Regions from separate parts of the Mus musculus genome. Here region 2 is linked to region 1. A link is a loop called in an ENCODE intact Hi-C map of the cell type or tissue named here. Cell type or tissue: left cerebral cortex. All regions are shown on one strand.

Region 1 (8,000 bases):
CTGTGTACTTCTATTGAACTGTTTGAATTTTTCCTTGATTATTTAAAATATCATGCCTCAAGTGGATAAGCACTTGGTTTAGGGGAGAAAAGAAGTTCTGAAAGCACCAAGCTAGAAAACAAGACGTACTTTAACACACATATCTGAGATTTATAAAACATCGTGAAAATGTTGAGCAAATTAATTCAAAAGAATTGCAATATCCCTCTAGAATCAACCCTCCTTGAGGCCACCCAGCAGCTGAGAAACCAACATGAGCCCAAAGTTCTAACCCTTCCTTGAATAAGACAAGAAGGCACACATTGACTCAGGGCCACTGAGAAACCAAGTAGATTGGCCGTCAGGAGTCATGGATTATTCACTAGAACAACCATGACTTCAACCCCAGCACAGCAGGGTCACCTATGCTCTGAATTCCCTCAAGGTAACCAGCACTTAAGTCCTTGATCCATCTTCAGACCCTAGAAAAATAAAATGCATCAGCTAGGAGAGGCTGCTTCTGTGGAGACGACTAAATTAGGCTTAGAAGTGTCAGTGACTATCTGTCTAGCCTGATAGTCTGTGCACCTGCCAGCTCTATGTCATGAAACCTGCTCTCTCCTGCTGTAGTTCTAGAAAGGCTTTGGGACTTACCAGGTAAGTCCCCCTTGGGCTGAACAGATCAAGGAAGCTCTTTACAGAAAACTGAGTGGCATCACGCCCCCTACCCGTTATCTCTCCATCATTTCTGACCACATTGTAGATATAAGCCTGGGACGGAATATAATCTTGTCTGTATTTACCCTCTCAATTCCTAGTCTCCTTAGGCTAACATTGATTTCTTAGGTGAAATGGAGAATATGGTTCAAAACCTATTTTTCTGAAAGCTTCTTGGTAAGAAAAGAAAATCACACCATAAACTCTGGGCAGGACTAAAAGTTTCATTTAATGTGTTTGTTCGAATGAAAAGCACAGAGATTCGAAGACTGAGTAGGAGGAGTGGAGTGGACCTGGGAAAGCGGTTGCTGTGTGGCCACCAGGGAAGAGGGTGTGTAAAAAGCTTCTAGCTTCACCTATGAAAACCAGAACCACTTGGCATCTCTAAGTAACAGATGGATGTGACCTGAAGAGAAGGGTTGTTGGCATGGAACTGTCTCCAGAGCTCTGTATTTCAGGACGCATTTCCAAGAAATGCACTGATCTTAAATCCCAGCACTCTGCTCCCATAGCCACTCTAGTTAAGCACTAACATTTACAGGTTCCGTCTTATCTCACAGTCACAGTTCCCATAGAGCGAAGAACAAATACGGGTGGAGAGATGAAAGTGTATGGCCTGCTGAGGTATAGGGAATATGTAAGAAGAGTAAAGAAATATTAAGAAGAGGAAGGCAGAGGTGATCTTGGATGCCTTCTATTATACGAGGGCTATTTTCTCCATTTGTAGGACTTTTGTTTTCAAGAAATACCTGCTCCATGTGAAGAATTTCATATATTGCCTTGAAGGGTTAATTCCTGCCCACTCCCCGGAGCTAGCTGTGAGCATGCATTTTGCACACATCAGGCTATAAAGAAAGATTTATAGGGCCTCTGGCAGATGTGTTTTCAGTGCAAGTCCTTATCTCCAGAACCCTGAGCGTACTGTGGTGAGCTCATGAATCCCCTGGACAGACAGACCTTCAGTGGGCGCTACAGCTGCAAACACACAGGAGTTAAGTGTGAGATGCCTGCCTTGTTACAAGATAAACTCATCTCAGCGTTTTGTTTTCCTCTGAAACACAGAGGCAGCAGATTCACTTGGTGCCACAGAAACTGTCTACAAAATAAGATGTCTGTCTCATTTCCTCTCCCACGTGTTCACAAACGGAACGTGTCCTCCTTCCTACCTGTTGACTGTTGACCCCACTACACAAGAAAAGAAACAATCAAACCTTCTCTGTAAAAAAAAAAGTCTAAACAGAACGAACTCCTCTCTCTCTCTCTCTCTCTCTCTCTCTCTCTCTCTCTCTCTCTGTGTGTGTGTGTGTGTGTGTGTGTGTGTGTGTGTGTGTGTCTATGTGTGTGTGTGTGTATAAATGTGTGTTCACTTAGTTCACTTATCTTTTACACTGTTAACATTAAAACCCAGAAAACCCTAGGCTACAATTTCTAGCAAGGTTGACTCTGAGAGGAACCCAGGAGCCTTTGAAGTACAGGCCATGTAGTGTAAGTTGTACCATTTCTTTCTGTACAAATGGGACATTGTATTTCTGTTTCCTGGTACTATAGCAGATTCTGAAGTCTTTGCATTTTTTAATTATTATTATTATTACAGTATCCTGGTAGAAAATAAGACAGGAAGAAAAACCTCTCAAACCTTTGTTCGTTTGAACTTCAAACTATTGGAACCTTTAGGATGTTTCCTAGGCCCTTCTTTTTAACATTGTTCAGTTTCTGGGCCCTAAATGTGTCTGTGTGGCCCCCATCTAATCTATAGCCATGCCAGCCATGTGTTCTAGTTTGGTTTGTAGTAGTCTGCAGCTAACTCCTTTGAGCCCTCTGCTTGGCCCAGGCCAATGGATGGCTGACTTAAGATGAAGACAGATGTTTGGAGTCTCTCTCTCTCTCTCTCTCTCTCTCTCTCTCTCTCTCTCTGTGTGTGTGTGTGTGTGTGTGTGTGTGTGTGTGTGTGTGTGTGTTATTTTTACTTAATTGATGGACTGCATATGTTAACAGGACACAATATAATGCTTTAATACATGTACCCATGATTAATTCATCACCTCAAACATTTCTCATTGCTTCACGCTCGCTTATCTTCCTTTCTCTAGAAACCATAATACGTCAAAAACAACTAAGCCCTTCTGACTTGGAGACAATGCTTACCCTGGCTGGTATTGAGAACTTTGACCACTACTTTTCCTGGGAATCTGTACTTTTCTTTTTCTGGGGCAACATCCCCTTGCCTTCCTGCTGACGTGGGTAGGGGAAAAGATGCTCTCCCTAAAGACTGGCTTGGCTGTCTCCTCCTTTCATTAGCGGGGTAACCTAGAGTTCCCCGAGGAGCCTGGCACGGAAGTGTAATTTCCCGCGAGAACCTACCTGACATTCGAAACGAAATGAAATTTTAAATCATAAATATGCGAGAAAACAAAGGCCGCTGTTTTCGAGATGGCTTTTATGCCTGGGGCTTCGTGTGTGTCACAAATCCCTGGGCTCTCTGTCCAGCCCCTCCTCCCCTCCATGGATCTAAGGATCTATGAAGTAGAATCGCAGCTATGGCCAGGCGAAACCTTCTGGCTGGGACCCAGAAGCTGCGCAGCCGACCTTCCCCTCCTCCAGGAGAACAGAATGACTACCAGGAAGCCAGAAACAAAACACTTAAATGTTGCATTTATTAAGGAAATGTTAAATAAGAAAAAGAGTCAAACGGTGTCACGGATATCAAGAGCACTTTTGTGGCGTAAACCGTGCAGACAGGAGCTAAGAATTCTACTCTGGATCTTTGTCCCGGGCGTAGCTGGAGCGCTAGCCTCCCATAAAGACCCAGCTGGAAATGCACTAAAAGAAAGCACTTACCCCATTCACAGTCTCAGACTCCCCTCCCCCCACCCGTTCTCCCAGAATGACAAAAAACTCTAACCCGCAGGCAGGCAAACAGGCCACTAGGACACAAAAGACTTATCAAATATTTGTATTCAAGCAAACTAACACAAATCCCCTAAAACCACAGGTTACTATCGATCAAAGTTTCACTCTCTTAGTAGGTCGCAAAACCCACACGCATCTATGTTCCTTCCCAATTAGGTCTGCAGCGTGGCGAATAAACAGTCACTTTTTCCGGTCACTGGGCCTCTGAATACACACCCATCCACACCCCGCCTTGCTCGGCCTCTCAAGCTGTCCCCAGTGCTGAGCCCACCTGCAGGTGGAAAGGGGCCTTCGCCGCCTGGTTCATCTCCCAGTATCCCACGCCAGCAGCCACTCCCAAAGTTCTGCGCCCTGCTTTTGCCACCTGCTGCTGTATCCCGAAGTCTGGGCGCTCCTCCTGTACAGTCTTGCTTGGGGCCTTTCGAAGAGCTATCAGAAATCGGTCACTTTTTCCCCAAAGGCAGAAGTCAAGAGAAAAAAACTGACTCCGACAGGTTTGCGTTGCTCGGTCCGTGATGGTGAGGGGTGCATCGCGGCTGGCGGAGTACTGGAGGTGCCAGAAGGGAGGCACCCGCCGAGGGGGACCCGAGGGCCACTCAGTAGGGTCCCACGACCACTGCCTCCACCTCTTTAGACGGCCTCCGGTCCTTCACTAGGAAGTTGATCATGCCTTCGGACTTGATGAGCAGGTTGCAGCCAAGGAAGAAGATGCCAAAAACCACAGTGAGCGAGAGCACACACATGACTGCGATCTGCACCACACGCATGATGTACAGGCTGCGCTCGTCGGGGCCTCCCTCGGCGAAGCCATCGTCGGTCACCACCGACGCCTGGGTGCAGCAGCGCACCGCGCGCTCCAGCGCCTCGCTACTGTTGACCAGGAACAGGCCAGCCACGTCGGTCTGGTTGCCCAGCACTGAATTCATCACGAGAGCAAGCGGGAGCCGGGAAGGCGAGGATCGGAGGGGTGGGGACCAGAGTGGCTGTAGCGCGGGACGAACAGGTGCCCGGCGGAGCGCTGGCTTGATCACTTGTGCGCGCAGGGCTCCTCAGTCTCCCTTTCAAAGTCCCAGGTCCGTAAGTGTCTCAAGAACCTCTTCAGGGCGCGCCGCAAGCTGGCTCCTGTGCGCTGTGTTCTGCCCAGGCAGTGCTCGTTCCCGGCGCTCGCACGACTGGGAGCTCTTGGAACTTGGCGGGTTGGGCCGGAGGGGCCGTGGGAGGCGCGGGCCTTGGCGGTGGCCCGGCTCCTGCTCCAAGCGAACAGCGGCCCCTGCTGGTGATAGAGCCTTGCTGCGCCCGCTCGGCTTAGAGGGGCGGCTAAGATAGGAGCTAACCTAGCAGCAGGCTTTGTGCCTTCTGCATTTCCAAGGGCTAGGCAGGGTTCACTATGCACTCCTGATCTGAAGAGCAAGTAAAGAACTTGGAGAGAAAGGCTGAAAGTTGCAGAGGACCCGGATCACACCCTCTCTTAAGTGTGTCCTTCGAAGCCACCCTATCACCTCTGAGCAGATGTAAGGTGGACAGGTACCAGATGGCGCTGGTCAAGGTACTGGCCTGCTGCCTGTGTTTGGCTGCTGCCTGTTCTTGTAAGCTTTCTGGTGGAGTATTGGAAGACAAGGCAGGTGGGAAGACTGGGAATTTCTTCTCTCCCCACCCCCACCCCCGTTTTTTTTTTTTTTTAAGTAGGGGGTGTTGCTGATGTTATTGTTGTTTTAAGGAAGGGAGAATGGAGGAAAACCTTAGAAATCATAAAAGAGCTACGTCCGCACCCTACTTGGAAAGCTCTTACGTGTGTAGTAAAGCGGGGTTTGTAGTGAGCTGTGAGGCCCAGGCAAGGCGCAGGTCTAAGGAGGTGCTTGCTCTCTTTGTGGTTTGTGTGTGGAGGTGGTTACCAAGAACAGGGTCACCTCTCTGTTAAGGGAGGTGGGCAGAGTGACCAACCACTTCATTGCCACTTTAATTGCGGAGGAGTTTTTGGATGAGCTTCCAGTGTTTTCTGTCCTTGGCAGAAAATCAGTGGTTTAAGGGAATTGCTCATCTACATCCATCAGCTAGAATGTCGGCCAGCAGCTGGGCGCCTCCCTCCAGAAGCTGTTGCTCCCACCCACCCTGCCTTCCTCACCACAAGGCAATCTGCAGGCATTTCGGGGAGCTGCAGACACTCAGTCCATAGTGGCTGTTGGGTATAAGTGCTACCAGAGGAGCCTTACACACAGGCCACTTCTACTTTGTTTTAGACTCCAGAAGATACAGGATCCTCTCTTCTCCTTCCCTTTTCTCCTGTCCCTTGAATCGGTCAATCAAAGCCTTAGAATCCTGACTTTGGTGATGATAGGCATGCACAGAGCCTTCTAATTACACCATGCTTGCTTGTTAAATTCCCTCTGTAAGAATCACTCATTCCACATTCAGATCCTCTGAATGTACTGGCATTATTGGCATCCTTGTAACGTGCTGCCATCCCTCAAGCACAAAGGAGAGCCTTTTAGGCAAGTTTTTTTTTTTTTTTGAAGTTTCAGTTTCTTCTAGCTGTCTAGATTCTTTTATTACTGAGAATAGAGAGGTGTGAACAGCAAAGAACCAGGCTCCCAGGACTTAGCCATACTTTCCGTGGCTTAGTTGCTCTAGTTTACATATATATACATATGTATATATGTATATGTATATATGTATACATTTATATGTATAGTATATTGTATACAACATATAAAATCATATACTATATATAAATTCTATATATAATTCATATATATGTCAAATCTATTATTAATGGATCATAAAGCCAGACCTCATATTTGAGAAAATATCATCAGAAGAAGTTGGGGAGCACAGATTTTCTTTTCTTTCTTTCAGCTGTAACTGACACAAACCCCGGACATAGAAGGCAAAGCCTCTCCTCATAAGACAGCCCAGGTCCATGGTGTTGTTCCTTTGATTCCCCAGCCCTAGGATTTTGTTCAGTAAAATTGAGTAGTTAAATAGAAATGAACTACAAATCCAGTTAGCACAAAGCTTGCTCTGTCACTTCCTATTAGCACTAAAGAAGTCTGGGCTAACTAGAAATTTTCTTTCTTTCTATCAAACAAAACAAAACAGCCCCCTCCCCCCCAAAGAAGAAGAAAAACAACAATCCCTAGAGTCATGTTTTTGTTTCTTTTTCCTATTTTCGGTGTAGAGTTTCCCCGCAGAGTAAAGCCCATCCCTTTACCTGTTTGGTGGAAAGTATTAGGGGCTGTAGCATAGCAATGTTTAGGAAATGCCCATATAACAGAACTTGATTTCCAGGGAAATAAATGATGATTTGGCTGCGAGATGGACTGGTGCTTCACTTTTTTCCCCCCAAGGCAAAGTTTCTCATGTAGCTCTGCGTGTCCTGGAACTCTATCTATAGACCAGGCCAGCCTCGAACTCACGGAGTTCCACCTACCTCTGCCTTTCTACTGCTGGGATTAAAGGTGTGTGCCATCATTGTGCAGCAATAATTCACCTTAATGGAAAGGTTTTGATACCTAGAATAACTCATTTGTATATATCTATTACTACTTCAGCTTTGGTGATGTAAGTGTGTGTATTTGAGAGCTAAATGATTAATATTTCAAATAGTGTGCAAGGACAGAATCACTTGCTAACTCTTTCTGAAATGTACATCAGTAGCATGCAACAAATTCTCCCAGGACATACTAGGCCAGTGTTGATGGCAGTTATAGTCTGTACTTTGGATAGCCTTGAGGGAAGACCAGACACTCTCAGTACCCAAATCATTTTTCCTTGATGCTTTGTGCATTATGAAAATATGCAGTAGACATTTAAACAGTGTATCAGACACTAAAAGGATGTTTATTGCCTTGGGGCAAGCATTTTTCTTAAATAAATTACACTGTTTTCCACAGTCTAAGTAAGATACAAGAGAAGAGCCCATACACGGGAGTCATTCATAGTAACAGACTCAATGTCTAAAAACCAAGAAGCCAAAATGAAGCAGTCAAAGTCCCCCAGCCACCAAAACACACGATGAAAGGTAAACACCTAAGCTTTAGACTGACCCTCAAATCCCCTCGCAGAATGAACACTTTTCCCATACTTTCACTTCTTTATTTATTTATATCAATAGCGATACTGTGATGGTTTGTATATGCTTGGCCCAGGGAGCGGTACTATTAGGAGGTGTGGCCTTCTTGGAGTAGGTGTGTCACTGTGGGGATGGGCTTTAATACCCTCATTCTAGCTGACTGGAAGCTAGTCTTCTTCTATGAGCCTTTAGATGATGATGATGTAGAACTCTCAGCTCCTTCTGCACCACGTCTGTCTGAATGCTGCCATGATCCCACCTTGATGATACTAGAATGAACCTCTGAACCTGTAAGCCAGGCCCAAATTAAAGCGTTCTACCACTT
Region 2 (8,000 bases), 360 kb before region 1:
CTAAATATGTATCATTTAAGGTGTATAAGATACAGCAATGTGAAAAGTAGATAAAAATTATGCTCAGGCAAGGGAGTATATAATAAATAAGACAGTGATATTGTAGTGATATTGGAGTCAGACTTAAAAAAAAGAGCATAATCATCAGTTAAGACTATTGGAAAAAACAGTTTTTCAAAAAGAGAAAACAAATGGAGATGTCCGACATAATCTCTCTCTCTCTTTGTCTCTGTCTCTGTCTCTGTCTCTGTCTCTGTCTCTCTCTCTCTCTGTCTCTCTCTCTGTCTCTGTCTCTCCCTCTCTCTCTGTCTCTCTCTCTCTCTCTCTCTCCCTCTTTTATCATGGGTCATTTTAAAATATTTACCTGCTGTGTAAGGGCAGCAGTATAGCAAGAGGCTGTAGCAAAACAAAAGGGAGGAAATGAGCCAATAAGGTTAGAGAGGACTGGGCTCAGATGTTACAGGAGTTATAAATCCTAATAAGACTTGTCAGTTCCCACTTTTGCCTAGAATGGTTGGAGACTTCGATTCTTTGCATCAATTAATTTTATCTTTTATTTCAATTCCTAGGTAGAGTCATTTTGTGACGCTTAACTATCTACGAAGATGGAAGGAGTTATAGGAAAGGGTGATTTTCCATCTTCATGAGCTGATGATTGGTTGGACAGAGTCTAAAACTGATTGGTGGTGATTTGTTGAATCTGAAGGTAGAATCTACCTGTTGTGCTGAGATTATAAGCTTACACAGCTCTTCCCCCCTTTTTACCTTGGGTCCTGGGATTCATATTCAGGTTTTTACTCATGCACAGCAGGCACTTTTGCCCACCAAGCTATCTTTTCTGCCAAGAATTTTAAAATTATATCCTACCTGTAGCCTCAGTCACCATGCTTGCCCACCAAATTCAGAAAACTGGCGTGTCTAATGAGAATGTCAGAACTTGAGTCAACCCATTTTCACCATGAGTTTCAAATTCTTCCTAAAGACTTATAGGGTTTAGAAAACAAAGCAATCCTCTGTGCTTTTGGTGACTCTGAGTATGCCGAGATGACGTCAATCCATAAAATCAATGGCAGCTGACCTATTGGGCCAGGTAGCACTGAGTAGCATAATATTTTAGCCTTTAAATGGGAATGCGGCAAAAACATATTTGCCTGCAGGGACAGTTTCATCAAAAATATAAACTCTTATACAATTATTGTCTTTTCTATGTGAGCCTCCTTTGTGCTGCCATTCTGAGACCAATGCTTAGCCAAGAGGCAAAATGGACTACTTGTAACCCCTGGGAAATTTAACTGTCTTCATAATAAACATTTTGTTTGTTCAAGGCCTACATGATTTAGGAGAAATATATTTTGTAACTACCACCAAGGGGTAGTCTCAATCGATTTTCCACTAGATGAGTAGACCTAACTAGGAGGGTGTGTGTGGCAATTGGGGATGGGTTTTGGCTCATTCTTGACATTTGAGTCCTGGGAGTCCTGGTTTGCAGTTCCTGGGCTTGTATATAGAGAAGCAGGGTAGCTACTCCAATCATGTGTTCTTAATCTCTTGAGAATATAATATAATCATATTATTTTCCCTCCCCTTGTATTTCTCCAAATCCTACTCTCCTTGAAGCTCATGGTTCCTTTTTCTTTAGTTATATGGACTGAGATCCTATGTACTACTAAGCATATAAATAGAATCTGCTCCATCTATATAATGTGAATTGAATATATATGCTTGCAGGGCTGGCTATTTGGTATTAGGTAACCAGTTGCTGTGCTCTTCCTTGGGAAGGATATTTTTCCCACTTCCAGCAGTCCTTTGTTGTCTATAGTTCTTTGTCAGGTTGAGCTTTCAGGAGCTTTCCCTCTTCCATGTTAGTATATCTGTTGCTGTCTTCCTTATTCAGATCATCTTTAGGCAGTCACATTGGTGAGACTTTGTACAGTAGCTTCTAACATTTCTAGGAGACACAATCTTACAGCAAACTCCCTTTTCCTCTGGCTCTTGCAATGTTTACATCTCCTCTTCTGCAATGATCCCTGAACATTAGGTGAAAGAGCTGTGTTATAGATGTATCAACTGGGACCAGATTCTACAACTCTTTACTTTGATTTGCTATGACTTTCTGTAATTCTTTCTATTAGTTTCAAAGAGAAGCTTCCTTGATGAGGGGTGGGAACTCCATTTACAGGGCTAGATTCCAGAGGAGGATGTGTCTCTAATTATAGTTTGAGCTCGTTCCTGTTAAACGACTTCTGAGTGCCAACAGCAATGTGATGCCCTCCTTGTGTTCAATTCTACCTTCTTTTAACCTGAGAAGCACAGTGTTTTCACCTAGAGGTCGACCCTGAGCCTGGCAGCTGGTTTTCTTGAGGATGCTGTAGACTGAAAGAAGCTCCCAAAGCATCATAACTGCTAGAAATGCCAGGGAAAGGGATTAACATTCTGAGTAGCAACTGTCCCACCATTTACTTTGTCACTTAAAGACATTACTTGAAGTGCAGTCAGGCTGAGAAGCCAAAGCAATTCCATAATTATAATTAGAATATGACTTTCAGAGTATCTGATGGGTTCAGACAAAATCAGCTTAATTTTTATTTGCATTTACTACTTTTTCAAAGTTGTATTTATTTTACTTATAGTACATACACATTTTATTTGTATTTTGTTTATATTTACTTCTATTTTCCCATTAAAAAATGAGATGATAAAAATTGCAGCTAGGACCTGAGATTGTCATGTTGAAAAAGTCACATGTGTGTCTCTGTTTCTACTTCCCTTTCTAGAGACAACAGTGATCAAAAGTTCTTGTTTTTCCTTCCAGAGAGGAGAATATCCATAAACACACATGAGTACCAGTTTATGCAGGTGGGAGCATTGGATACACACAGCTGTGTATTGCCTTTTCCATCTTGTGTTATAAAAAGTAATATACAAATATAATAAGCATTACTGTTTCTGTGTAATTTTGCACATTATTACAAGTACACATATGCCCAGAAATGTCAGGTCTGTGTTGATTGATATTTTAATTAAATTAGCTCTACTGACATGAATTTGACATATGAGGACTTGTGGGGAGCCGCCCTCACATTTGCGGTTACAAGATGGTGCTGACATCCTGTGTTCTAAGTGGTAAACAAATAATCTGCGCATGTGCCAAGAGTAGTTCTCCACTCCATGTGCTCTTCCTTCCCCGTGACGACAACTCAGCCAATGGGCTGCAGCCAATCAGGGAGTGACACGTCCTAGGCGGAGGATAATTCTCCTTAAAAAGGGACTGGGTTTCGCCATTCTCTCTCTTGCTCCTGAAGATGTAAGCAATAAAGGTTTTGCCGCAGAAGATTCCGGTTTGTTGCGTCTTTCCTGGCCGGTCGCGAACGCGTGTAAGAAGGACTTGTACACAGTGAATGTACATATTTGGGCAAGTGTGTGCCTATCAACCACCATGACAAAGCTCTATGGAGATCTATTGTCACCCCAAATTTTCCCATGTTCTTCTGTGGGATGTTTGCTAAGAACAGCAACATGAGATTGATGCTCTTAATGTATTTCAAAATGCCCAGTACTGGATTATCTACTACAGGTCCTCTGCATTATCCACTAGTCCCCAGAACTTAGTTATTTTGTATAACAGAATTTTACACTTATTTTTAATGGCTCCTTATTTTTATATCTTAATGTTGTGATGAACATTACCAAGTTGCCTGGTAATATTGTCCTCAATTTCAACACTTAGAGTAGGAGAGTGCTTGTTTCTCTACAGTGTCACGAATGTAGCTCTTTCAAACCCTTTGATCTGTGACATATATGAGTGGCAAAGATGTTTTGAGTATGTGCTCAGTGATGAGGGATCATGGATACCTGCTGATCTGCTTGTGAGCCCAGAATAATTCCTTTTGTCTCTACATTAGGATTACTAAGCAGCCTTTAAGGACAGTAATAACATATAGCCTTTGGTAGAAGGATTTATATTGTCATGGATATTGCCAATAGTACTTAGTAAATTTAATGTAAATGCTGTTTTATTTCATTATAAGACACTGTTGAAAGCTGAGAATTCTTTTATATTTTCATTATTGAAGGGAAGAAAACATAATACGTTTCCTCTTACACTTACCTGATAAGTATGGCAGTGGGATAGTCTTTGCTTGGTAAATATTTTTCTCCTTTAAAACTCATTTATTCTCTTGCTTCTTAAGTCGAAACACTCCTTGAAATAGCTATACCAATAAACTGTTACTAACAACCAAATTTATTTTTGCCAGCATGTTTAAAAGTCTCTTGAAGAATTATTTTAGTCTTATGAAGAAGCAAATTGGTCATAATTAAAATTTAGAATTATCTTCTTGGTAAGCAAACATTTTCATTCAGTCTTTTCTCTGGCAACCACTTTCATTTGAGATGCTGGGCTTACAAACACATAATATGCACTAATTGTAGAAACCCGGAGCCTGGCATTCTCTTTTACTTTGATAGAAATGTGAGCTGCTTTGCATAGGTTGTATTTATTAGCTATTCTGGTGACTCACATTCTCTGTGACTAATGTGGAAATGCTAAATGAGAGTTCACAAGACCATGAGAAGAAGAGACTTTTGCAATGTGAATATATTTAGGTTTGGTTCAAAGAAATCCAGTCCTATTCAAGGCAGGAAGCAGAGACAAACAAAAGTAGAAAATAAAAGATGTTTTTGTCAAACCTGTGGCCATTTTTCCCCCTTGCTGGGGTAAGGTAAGCCTGGGAATAAAATTCAGAATGTTACACATTGTAAGTAGGCTTTCTACCATTGGGCTACATATCAGGGTTGGCCAAGCATATTCTTCAACTGTTTTCCTACCAAGTGGCCTCAGAGAAAATGAAATACAAGGAGATTAAAGTTAAAGTAATACCAAATTCCCAATGTTTTAACACAGTAATCTAAAATTGGAATACTCCTGGCTATAATTTTAGAGAATATATAAATGCCATGCTCTAATCTAGTGGTTCTCAACTTCCCTAATGCTGTGACTCTTTAATGTGTTCCTCATGTTGTGGTGACCCCAAACCATAAAATTTATTGCTATCTCATAACTGTCATTCGACTATTGCTATGAATCATAATGTAAATATGTGATGCACATGCTATCTGATATCTGACCTCGGTGAAGGGGTCACTTGACCACCAAACAGGTCCAGACCCACAGGATGAGAACTTCTTTCTAATTCTAATACCTAGAAGCCTAAAGATTCTCAACTAATTTCCTGAAATATCACATATGCCAGACAGACTCCTAGGTAGCATCAGTGTGGTTGGAATTATGGCGTTGCTTCTAATCTATGGACAACAGCTAAGGTGAAAAGGTGTCATTTCCATTCTTATTTTATCTTTCAGAAGGGTGCCTTCTTAGCAGGTTTGCCTCAGAGATTCTCTTGATAGATTTTCAAAAGCACACTGAACACTGTGGGCTGTCTATGTGGGAAGGTCCACATGGCAAGAGACTCAAGATTCCTGGGGTGTTAAGGACATAAGATACCAGGAGTTGAATTGTTCCACCAGCCATACTAGCTTCCATAGGACCGGAAGCTCAGGTGAGAACACTCCTTGATAGGCTTTTGTGCTGGTTAGTTTTAACTGTCAACCTGACACAACCCAGAATCGCATTTTAAAAAGGGAGTTTTTTTTTCTTTTAAAAATTTTTTAGATATCTTCTTTATTTACATTTCAAATGTTATCCCCTTTCCTAGTCTCCCCTTCAAAAATCCCCTATCCCGTCCCCATTCCCCTTCTCCCCAACCCACCCATTCCCATTCCTAGCCCTGACATTCCCCTATACTGGGGCATAGAACCTTATAGAACCTAGGGCCTCTACTCCCATTGATGACCAACTAGGCCATCCTCTGCTACATTTACAGCTAGAGCCATCAGCCCCACCATATGTTTTCTTTGATTGGTGGTTTAGTCCCATGGATCTCTGGGGGTACTTGTTAGTTCATATTGATGTTCCTCCTATGGGGCTGCAAACCCCTTCAGCTCTTTGGGTCCTTCCTCTAGCTCCTTTGTTAGGGACACTGTGCTCCGTTCAATGGATGACTGTGAGCATCTACTTCTGTATTTGTCAGGCACTGGTAGAGCCTCTCAGGAGACAGCTATATCAGGCTCCTGTCAGCAAGCTCTTGTTGGCACCTGCAATAGTTGTCTAGGTCAAATTAGACTGGGATCAATTCTCTGGGAGGTTAGCTTTTTAAAAATTAAAATTTACTAAAATACTTGTAAATAAATAAAAGATCACACAAGATATGAAAGAGAATACAAAGCTAATTGTATTTTAGTTCTAATTGTCATGTGTAGAATGTGTGTATGTTTGCTGGGTGGTGGTGAGAACATATTTGATATCCAGGATGCTTTACAACATTTTGAGTACAAATTCTTGTTGTATATAAGTCCACTGAACTATGTAGACTTGACTCTAGTTAATTTTGGTGTGGGCGACTGTCTGTGTTGTTAATTGCTATTGAAAAACCCAGGCCAATTGGGAGGCACCATTTTTTTCTAGGCAGGCAGCCCTGAACAGTATAAGAGAGAACAAGCTACTTGAGAGAAAGCAAGGATACATTTATTCTTCTTTTGTTCTTGACCTTGGATACAGAGGGACTAACTGCTTTGACATTCCAAAAATGATGGCCTGAACTTTTGAATTATAAGCCACATATGTTCCTATACATCAGAGCAATATGTTGCTTTTGGCCAGAGCAAAGAAATAAAAACCGGAACACCTTGTGGGATACTGAAGTAAAGAATACAAGCAGTCTGCGTTGAGATCCCAGAAACAATGACAGAGTAGTGATAGATCTCTTCCAACTGGTAAAATTCTGGGGACTGTGATGTTCCACAGATACCTATGTCCTGCAGTAAACCAACTTCTGGAACTATGGGGGTTTGCTCACTCTCCTTCTTTGGGGGCCAATTTTACTTCAGTTTGGCATTAAAAATATACCACACCATTCCAGGAGAACGACCTTACTTCTTTCCCTTGAATTTAGGAATGAGCACCAGATTTCCTCAGCTTGTAGAATGACAGGAAAAAGCAGATATTTTGTAAGCCAGCTTGGCATTAACTGTGCTTTTCTTTTCTCTCTGTGCCTGAAGTCAGTTAAAGAGGAAACAAGAGCAACAGAAGCTTTTCTTCTTGTTAGTTAGAGCACAAATCTAGTTCTAGTGTTTCCCCCTGGAAGAAGCAATTCTGCCAAGCTCACAAGAAGCAAATTGCTGTGCAGTTTTTTTTTTTTTAAGGGGTAGATGAATTCCCTTGTGTAACTGTCCTTGACTGATTGCTTCACATACTATTTTGCTTCTGTGTCTACTAGAAATGGGACCCAGCGAAGGCCAATCTAGAGATTGCTATACCCAGGGATACTGTCTGGAAAGACCTTTAGAGATTAGAATAGAGTCCAAGGAAGGAAATTAGAAGAAGGACCATGCCAGCCTTAACAAAAGGCCTTTGCTGGGCCTGAGATTCTGCTTCCTAATCATTGAAGAAAAAAGACTGAAAATGGCAAGGTCAGTAGCAGCAGTGTAAGTAGGACTTTGTGAGTTAATTTCTACATTTTACCTAACTGGGATATCTTTTGGTTTTACTGTTTTGAGACTGAGTCTCACTATGGAACACTGCCTGGACTGGAACTTGCTATACAGACCATAGTGGTCACAAAAGCATATGTCTATGCTTTCCAAGTGCTGATATAAAAAAATGTGCATTGCCACCCCTAGGTTAAGTTTGCCGTTTTAAAATTAAGATCATCTTAACTCAGGTGACTTGGGTTTATAATTCTTACTTTGCTATTTTTTAATCAAACAATTTAATTCTTTTTCTCTATGTATATTGAAGTATAATCAACAAATAAAAATCCTTTGTATGTAAGGTGAATAGCACTATAATTAAAAATCTATTCTCTTAGCAACTTAAAACAGTGATTCTCAAACTGTGGGTCATGACCCCTTTGAGGATTGAATGACCCTGACACAGGGGTTGC

The links. Hi-C counts contacts between places; a loop is a spot of excess contacts. Peaks named below come from ENCODE experiments on the same cell type or tissue, not always from the same donor. Only the 100,000 strongest peaks of a DNase experiment are listed, where the experiment ranks them.
Region 2: a loop joins it to region 1, with 2.9 times the contacts of the local background. A loop is called at or near these places in 6 of 42 quality-filtered maps.

Annotation. Positions count from the first base shown.
Region 1 is chr2:54,080,773-54,088,772 of GRCm38, forward strand. Rprm (reprimo, TP53 dependent G2 arrest mediator candidate) reads right to left here and starts at 4,780. Exons shown (of 1, transcript NM_023396.5): 1 at 3,321-4,780. The coding sequence starts at 4,532. The coding sequence ends at 4,203. In left cerebral cortex, CTCF peaks have their summits at 4,880 (motif pointing left) and 5,755; DNase peaks (open chromatin) are centred at 536, 1,044, 1,147, 1,633 and 5 more places; H3K4me3 peaks cover 2,411 bases; H3K27ac peaks cover 1,664 bases.
Region 2 is chr2:53,720,392-53,728,391 of GRCm38, forward strand. No RefSeq gene overlaps it. Among named protein-coding and RNA genes, the nearest start is that of Gm38481, 28 kb to the left of the region's middle. In left cerebral cortex, no CTCF peak of the experiment used is centred here; DNase peaks (open chromatin) are centred at 4,454, 5,421 and 7,316.